Regions from separate parts of the Homo sapiens genome. Here region 1 is linked to region 2. A link is a contact called in ENCODE Hi-C or POLR2A ChIA-PET data. All regions are on one chromosome and are shown on one strand. Each heading gives the region's core, a stretch centred on a gene start or an enhancer-like site at or near the end of the contact. The rest is flanking DNA. Distances are from core to core; before and after follow the strand shown. Region 1 holds the start of TRIM40 (tripartite motif containing 40). Region 2 holds the start of TRIM26 (tripartite motif containing 26).

Region 1 (4,078 bases), core at 1,045-3,544, 77 kb before region 2:
TTGTAAATATTTTTCTTCTTCCAATGGTATTTCGTCATTTGTCTCTTGACATTGCACTTACGGTTTTTTTTCCCCCATGCAGGTCTTTTTTAATGTGGCTGAATTTATCTTTCTTTCCTTTTATGGTTTCTACATTTGAAACATTCTCAAGCTACTGCTAGTTAAATACAGTGGATTTCTGCCTTCAAGTTGCTCAATAAACCAGTAGGAAAATCAAGAAAAGTACCTAAGTAACTAGTAGAAGTTACTATATAGTCAGTACTATAAGTTGGTACAAAGTGCTGTTTCTTCATCTGTCTATCCATACATCTAATTATCAATCTATCTTTCCATCTGTCCATTAATCCATCCATTTATCAAGCTTTTACTGAATCCTTTCTAAGAGCAAGAAAAGGTATATATAGAGAGATGACATTTTATGGTAATGAAGCCCATGGGCTGGGATAAGAGACACCCAGATCTGAATCCCAGCTCTATGTTTACACCACTGTGGCCTTGGGCAGGTTACTTAATCTGTCCACATTTTTGTTTCTTATACTATTTCATGAGATACGACAGGAACGTAGATTGTGGAGGGGTCAAGGATTGAAGGTTAAAAAACAGACATTGTCGGAAATGCCTTAGGAAGAGAACTATAAGTGAGTACAATGCCTACATTTATAATTTCAGGTGGTGAAATCTGAATCCTGACAAGGTCAAGAGAGTGGCCACTAGGGTGGGTGGCAAAAGCAAAGGTCATTGGATGTGAGCAGGACAAGAACTGAAAGGCCTTGGTGTTAAATGATCATGTACATAGTCTTTGAAATCACCAGGATCATGGTAATTTCACAGCCAGATGAAGGGCAAGTTCTGGGAGGATCCTGAGCACAGGAGCTTCTGTCCCCGGTGGAGTGTGGGATGTGCCACCCTCCCAGCATGTGGATGCACTCACCAACCTGGAATCTCTCCAAACCTCTTTGTTCAGGATCTTACAGAGGTTCCATTATTTAGGTATGATTGATCAAATCACTGGCTGTTGGTGATTAACTCAGTCCCTGGGCTCCTCTCCCCTCCCCAGAGGTCAGAGGTGAGACTGAAAGTTCCAACCAGCCAGGCGTGGTGGTTCACGCCTGTAATCCCAGCATTTTGGGAGGCCAAGGCAGGCAGGTAACCTGAGGTCAGGAGTTCGAGACCAGCCTGGCCAACATGGTGAAACCCCGTCTCTACTAAAAATACAAAATATTAGCTGGGCATGGTGGTGTGCACCTGTAATCCCAGCTACTCGGGAGGCTGAGGCAGGAGATTCGCTGGAACCTGGGAGGCAGAGGTTGCAGTGAGCTGAGATAGTGCCGTTGCTCTCCAGCTTGGGCAACAAGAGTGAAACTCTGTCTCAAAAAAAAAAAAAAAAAAAGAAAGAAAGAAAGAAAGATCCCACCCTCTAATCACATGGTTCTTCTGCCAACCAGCCCCCATTCTTCCTCCAAGAGTCACCTCATTAGCATAAACCCTGGTATGGTTGAAAAGGGCTTATTATGAATAATAAAAGATACACTCATCAGAACATAACCATGTGGTAAGTTGAGGTGCATCAGGAATTAAGATGATTCAACTTAAAATTTTTGACTTTATGATGGGTTTACTGGGGTATTGAGTACACTTTCACCTTACAATATTTCTGACTTCAGTGAATTCACTGGGACGTAACCCCATCATAAGTTAAGGATCATCTGTTCAAGGGTTTTAGGAGCTCTGTGCCAAGACTAATTATATATATATCTCACAAGATCACACAACCCACAGCAAACAGTGGCAAAGTGGGATTGAGGGAGGAGGCTCTGAAATGAGGTTTTCAACAAGCGTCTTGGACCCTTAGAAGTTTCAAGTGACAGCCCTTATTAGTGGCACCCCTTAGGGGCTCCCTCAAACTCAATGCCAAGACTAGCCTGACTGGAGGGAACTTAGACAATGGAGTGGGCATTTGATGTTCCAGCATCTTGAGTGGGTGCCATTATTCTGTGACACCTGGATCCTGGGGTTCCATAAGCTGGGGTTCTAGGATGTCCATTCTTAGTTGAGTCTCATTTCCTGTCATATCGACGTCAAAGGCCCAAGACCTTCCTCCTCCCCTTGAGCAAACAAGCCACGCCCTGCACCAAAGTCCATCTCACCTTCCAGCTACCCTAGGTAATTTTCCTGGTAATTCAGTGTTTCTAGGAAAGCATGAGTCTTTCCACCCCCCGCCCTGAGATTTACTGACATATGAACACATATGATTGGCATGATATAAGAACCACTCATCTGCTGGCCATCTCTCCAGGTCTGGAGCCAGAGAAGATGATCTGAAATTGTAGCAGGAGAAATTGAGGTAGGATACTAAGAAAGCTTTTCAGGAGTGGGGCTAGGCAAGAGGTGCAGCATGAGGGAATAAGAGTGAATCCTCAGTATCTAAGGGAGGTGGCAGGTGGCGGGGGACTTCTTTCTTTGGGTCATCTTTGGTGGTGATTTGACAGGAAGGAACAAAGTGGCTTCAAACATTATACAAGTCTCTAGTCTGTTCTGTGTCCTGTTTTCTTTCTCATTCTTTCAGTGTGGAATCTATATGACCCTGGGAGGGATGTTGGTTGGAAGAATGACCAGCTGATGGAGATGCTGCTGTAATTATTGGTGGTAATAATGGGCAGCAGTGAGCCACCCGGTGTGACAGTGTAGGAGAAAACAGTCCAAACTCCTGCCAAACTCTCTCTACTGATGGCAAATCAGAGGAGACTCAAATTGTAAGTTTATAGTGGTCTGGCTTTTGGCCATGACAATGACACCTTGCCCTTTTAATTTGGGGCCCGTGCAAATATTCACTGAAAGCTGTCAAGAGGAAAACAGAATTGGTTATTGAATCACTTGCTTCCTCTAGGTGTATGAAAAATAATTTCAAGTTTAACAAACACAAGGAAACCGCAGGGTCCATGTCAAAGCTGATGAGCTATTTCTGAAACTCGTGCAGAATTGTGGTTTGTGTGGTCTATGTCACGGCACCCTTGAGGGAGAGTGGGCAATTGCCTGAACTTGGAGGCTGTGTCCTGTCCCCAGGCTGCTCCAGGGCTGCCTCCTTCCGACTGGGCCTTCTTATCTGGGACTGTTGAGGGCAACAGGCCTTCCGAAGACCAGTGAAGAAGGAGGCCCTGCAAACAGGAGGCTGACAGGGTAGGAACGAGGCCATGATCCCTTTGCAGAAGGACAACCAGGAGGAGGGTGTCTGCCCCATCTGCCAGGAGAGCCTGAAGGAGGCCGTGAGCACCAACTGCGGACATCTCTTCTGTCGAGTGTGCCTGACACAGCATGTGGAGAAGGCCTCAGCCTCTGGGGTCTTCTGCTGCCCCCTCTGCCGGAAGCCCTGTTCTGAGGAGGTGCTAGGGACAGGCTATATCTGCCCCAACCACCAGAAGAGGGTGTGCAGGTTCTGTGAGGAGAGCAGACTTCTTCTATGTGTGGAATGCCTGGTGTCCCCTGAACACATGTCTCATCATGAACTGACCATTGAAAATGCCCTCAGCCACTACAAGGTAAGCCTGGGTCACCGCAGCCAGGCCCTGCCTCCACCTCGCTGAGGTGCTGCATCCTACATGTTCATCATGCCTGGCACCTCAGAGTAGCTCAACAATGGACATCTCTCTTTGTTTCTTCTGCTTCATCCTGTTTTGGACCCTTGTCTTGCTTTTCTGTGTATATTTTGAGGCTGATGTTTCCATGCATTAATGTGAGTCTGTCTAAAAGAGGATATTGTCAGTGTGATGTTAGAGTCCCAGTCTGCTCATCTGTAGAATAGAGTAATTGGACTAACTAATGCAAAACCCTTTCAGGACTAAAACTGTGTGAACTCCTGGTTGATAGTACTAGAAACTTGGCTAGAAATGTAATCAGGTTTTATATACACTAGTAATTATCCTGCAAATATATTAAAACCTGAAAGTTACTACATAATTTTTTCTCTCTTTTTCTTCCTTCTGCATTTGTCTTATCTTTCCTTTTCCTTTCTTTGCTATGGCAATTATTTTATCTTATTCTGTTAAATTTTCTATCACAAAAGTTACATGCTGTAGGTAAT
Region 2 (4,357 bases), core at 1,404-3,903:
TGCATGTGGTCTCTCTCTCTCTCAAACTATCTTGTACTGTACTTACCCTTCTTGTGATGAAGGAACAGTGGGAGGGCAAGAGATTTCATCATGCTACTCAGAACAATGCACATCTAAAACTTATGAATTGTTTACTTCTGGAATTTTCTGTTTACTGTCTTTGGGCTGAGGTTGACCATGGGTAACGGAAACCACGGAAAACTAAGCTATGGATAAGTGGCTGTAATTGATATTTTTATCTGTCTTCTCTCCCACCAGAATGTGAACCCAAAGGTCATGCCTCACTGACCTTTTTATCTCCAATATCTGGCACAAAGTAGGGGGTCTGCAAATGTTTGTGAAATGAATGACCTCCTCTAATTCCAGAGCCCTGCCATCTCCATTCTTCCCCCTTTCACTACACACCCCCCTTTCCCACATTAAAATTCTGCTTCAGCAGCAGGCTTCCAGGGCTCTCTTTAGATTAGACATTCTTGCCCACACACATTACCTAGATATCTCTTGGCCTCCCTCCACACACACACAATTTTGGGGGGAAGAACAAAATTCCATTTCTATAAAGCTGGCAAAATCTAATTCATCCTGATGCCAGCCAATTTATGTTTTTGTCTTCTCAAACCAATTTCCCATTCTCTGTGTCTTTTCTATTCTGATCCTGGGGGGGTCCAAGTCTGAAGTCATTCCAAGAAGCCTCAATACAGACCATGGACTCTCTTCGGGGGTTTGCAGTGTCTTCTGTGGTGGTCACACACAATCTGAGTCCAACCTGTTACTCCCCTGCAGGAAGTGATATCTAAGAAGTCACCCACTGCCTTAGGCCTTCAGTCTCCTTACCTCTTAACAAGGGGAAAATATTTTGCCAAGTTTACCAGGCTATTTGAGGTTGAGGCAAGGTCACATAAGTACGAGTGTCTCATTAGCAAAAAGCTCTATAAAAATACTATGAAAGAGCACAGGAGCCAATGTGAAAAGAGCTCCCAACAGCCAAAGCCACAGTAATTTGAGCAACAAAATTAAGTAGTATTGGATTATAAACCAAAGTATAAAATAAATGTCCCTGAGTCTACACTGAAATTAATGATTGAATAAATTAATAAATTGGGGGAAGAGAGAAACAAATCTTCCATGCAGAATAACTGCAAACAATAATATGTAGATACTTGCCCTCAAGAAGGGGGAATATAACTCTTGGCTCCCTAGGTATGGGCTGCACTTAGTGACTTCCTTCTAAAGAGGACAATACACGCAAAGAGTGGAAAAGAGACTAACTGTACAGTGGAGAAACCTGAAAAACACTATCTCACCCAAATCAATATTAAGTCATAAATCATGTTAGTACATGCCCTTGATACGATGGGATGATAATGGCAATCTACCTCTGTGGTCTTCCTCCCAGTTACCCATAAGCCCAGTCTTAGGAGAAAAACATCAAATTCCAATAGAGGGGCATCCTACAACATACACGACCAGTATTCTTCAATGCTGTCAAGGTCATCAAAACAAGTCTGAGAAACTCCCACAGCCAAGAGGAGCATAAGGAGACATGACAACTAAATGTAATGTGGTAACCTCCATGGGATCATGAAACAGAAAAAGTACTGAGGTAAAAACTAAGGAAATCTGAACACACTATGGACTTTGGTCAATAATAATGTATTGATATTGGTTAACTGCAACAAATGTACCACACTGAGGTAAGATGTTAATAACAGGGGATCCGGTTTGGAGCATGTGGGAAGTTTGTACTATCTTCTCAATTCTTCTGTAAATCTAAAAGTGTTGTAAGAAATAAAGTCTACTTAAACAATAAAATTGCAATTTTTGAAACATAAAAAGCCTATTTTTTTTAAAGGTGATTTTTTTGAACTTGGGGAAAAACATGTTAGGGATTATGATTTCAGCTAAGAGTTAAAAACAGGAGGTTAAGGCATGCATAAACGAATGTCATTCTCCCCTCTTTTGAAGTACACACAAATCGTGGGTCAAAATTTGAAATCTACTGGAGATTTGGAAGTGTGTCCCTCCCATTTACTCCACAGAGTTAAATTTACACTTTTTTTCTAAGGCCAAATAGGGAGAAAATCAGTAAGAAAAATGCTAATGAGCTGGAAGGAGTGAAAGCACAGCTCCAAGTATTTGTGGCTAAACCGGTTTACTCCGAACAAAAAAAAAAAAAAAAAAAAGAAAGAGAAAGAAAGCATGACACTTTGGTCAGGGAGCTGGATTAGTCGCCTATCTACCAGGCTCCAAGCAACCGGACGGTCATCCAGGCCCCGCTTACTTCTGGTTCCGCAGACTAGAATGGATGGGAGTCTGAGTAGGATACCAGAAAGCGAGAAAGACCCAAGAGGAGGGGGAGAATGTAAGGACAAGCAAACAGGAGGGATCTGGCTGGCAGGGAGGACGCAGCGAACTTGACCCCCTCCTGAGCCCGCCCGGGGGCCTGGCCCCGTTTTGAACCCGGGCCCGGCGGCTGCGTTGGGTCGCCCCAAACCCGGTGAGCGTACGAGACTGTTGCTTCGCTGTATGTCTCATGTGCACCCCCTACTCACCGGTCCCGAGCTCCGGGCCGCGAATCCCGGCCGGCACCCCTCCTCTCTCACGGCGGTCTGTTCCGGGTCCCGCTCCTGCACGAGCAACCAGCGCGACAGCTCGTCCCCGCCCCGTAATCTCCCGGCTATTCGGGGCCCTTCGCCGAGATTTCTCCCGGACCAGCCCCGGGATTGGCTCCTGCCGAACTTCGCCATCCAATGGGAACCTTAGTCTCTTTTACGTCACTGATCACCGGGCAAATCCCCAGACAGCCGCGGGCGGTGGGGCACCAGGGGCAGCGAAATGGAAACTGAAATCAGGCGGGACCGAGGCTGCGCCAAGAGCCGCAGCCTGAGTTTGGCGCGTAATTGGGGTGGCCTGTTACACGGTCTAAGGGAGTAAATGCTAAGGCTTAGGAGTCACCTACGTAGGACTCTTGAGAGGGCAATAATCCCCTTTCCACCTCTCGAGACCCCTCACTGCCCAACTCTGGCCTTATGCTGGATCAGGGTCCGAGGGCGCTTTGAGGCGAAGGTGGCGCTCGCCAGGTGCTCAACATCAAATACGAAGTCCCCGCCCCTAACGTGGCCTAAATTTGCTTCCAGGACAAAGCAGGATTTTAGCAAGCAAATACTCTCAGAGACCTATTTACGAAAATTATTACTTCCTAGGTAAAATAACGTTCAACCAGACAGCCATTGTCGCCATTCGACGGAAGGAAAAACTGAGGTTCCAGGAGCTTAAGGGTCTGGGCCCAGTTCAGGGGGGTTGTTTTCGCTCCTCGACGCTGAATTTAGAAACCAGAGGCTACAAAGCGGGCCGAGACTTGGGTTCCCCAGGTCCTTGGTGGGGAGGTTTCCAGGAGGCTCGGGCGCGCCCCCGTCCACGGCCCCGGAAGCTGACGTCGCCGAAGCGTACGCCGCTGCCCAGCCTGCGCTCTCTTCCTGCTCTGCCTGCAGCCGCCGCGTCCGGTCCAGCCGCAGGGCCATGCCCTGTGCTGCGGTTGCCGTGTCCCAGGCGCCGCCGCGTCAAGATCCCCGTCTTTCCCGGCCAGCCAGGCGGCAGCGGCATTCAGCTCGTGCACTGGGCTGGCAGCAGGCTGAGAAGAGGCGGCGCAGGTTCTCCGGGTCAGCCAGTGCCCTGCTCCTAAGGGTAGAGATCTAGCTGGGGACACTGGTCGTCCGCCTAGGCAGTGGTGAGAGGGTGGGCTACAGTTGTTTGGGTATTCATGAATGGAGGAGCTCAGGGTCCTAGACCCTAAAACCTGCTGAATCTTCACCCCTCCTCCGCTGGGGGTAGGGAAATTTGCACTGCATTTAAGCAATGTATAGTGGAGTGGGTGGGACATTCAGAAGAAACCACGCCCACATTTAACACCCGCGTCCTTCCCTTCTACCCCAGCCCAGCATTTTGTCTTTTTCCCCTTTGTCCAGCAGTATAACTCACGCTGCCCCTCCGGGCTGAGAGGAGTGTAGACCTCACCTGCTGAGCACAACTCTGGCGGGCCTGTGCTCTGGAGGTGGTCTCAGCACCTACCTAGACCCTCTTGATACCTGCTTTTTTAGTTGGTGGTGTGGGAAGAAAGTGTGTTTAACATGCTCCTTAAATAATGCTCTGCCGCCGAGCGCGGTGGCTCACGCCTGTAATCTCAGCACTTTGGGAGGCCGAGGTGGGCGGATCACGAGGTCAAGAGATCGAGACCATCCTGGCCAACATGGTGAAACCCCGTCTCTACTAAAAATACAAAAATTAGCCGGGCGTGGTGGCGCGCACCTGTAGTCCCAGCTACTCAGGAGGCTGAGGCAAGAGAATCGCTTGAACCCGG

What was found. Hi-C counts contacts between places; a loop is a spot of excess contacts on that map. ChIA-PET counts read pairs that join two places held with the same protein, here RNA polymerase II (POLR2A). Pooled maps may share reads with other maps.
Region 1: a pooled map shows a loop between it and region 2 (2.2-fold over the local background). The contact joins the promoter of TRIM40 here to the promoter of TRIM26 in region 2. A Hi-C loop is called at or near these places in 6 of 50 pooled maps. POLR2A ChIA-PET finds 5 or more read pairs at or near these places in 7 of 52 experiments (HepG2, PC-3, Panc1 and 4 more).

Annotation. Positions count from the first base shown.
Region 1 is chr6:30,133,846-30,137,923 of GRCh38, forward strand. TRIM40 (tripartite motif containing 40) reads left to right here and starts at 2,295. Exons shown (of 6, transcript NM_001286633.2): 1 at 2,295-2,344; 2 at 2,888-3,536. The coding sequence starts at 3,192.
Region 2 is chr6:30,210,753-30,215,109 of GRCh38, forward strand. It overlaps TRIM26 (tripartite motif containing 26), which reads right to left and starts at 2,654. Exons shown (of 10, transcript NM_003449.5): 1 at 2,553-2,654. RefSeq lists an enhancer at 2,985-3,873 and a silencer at 3,332-3,514.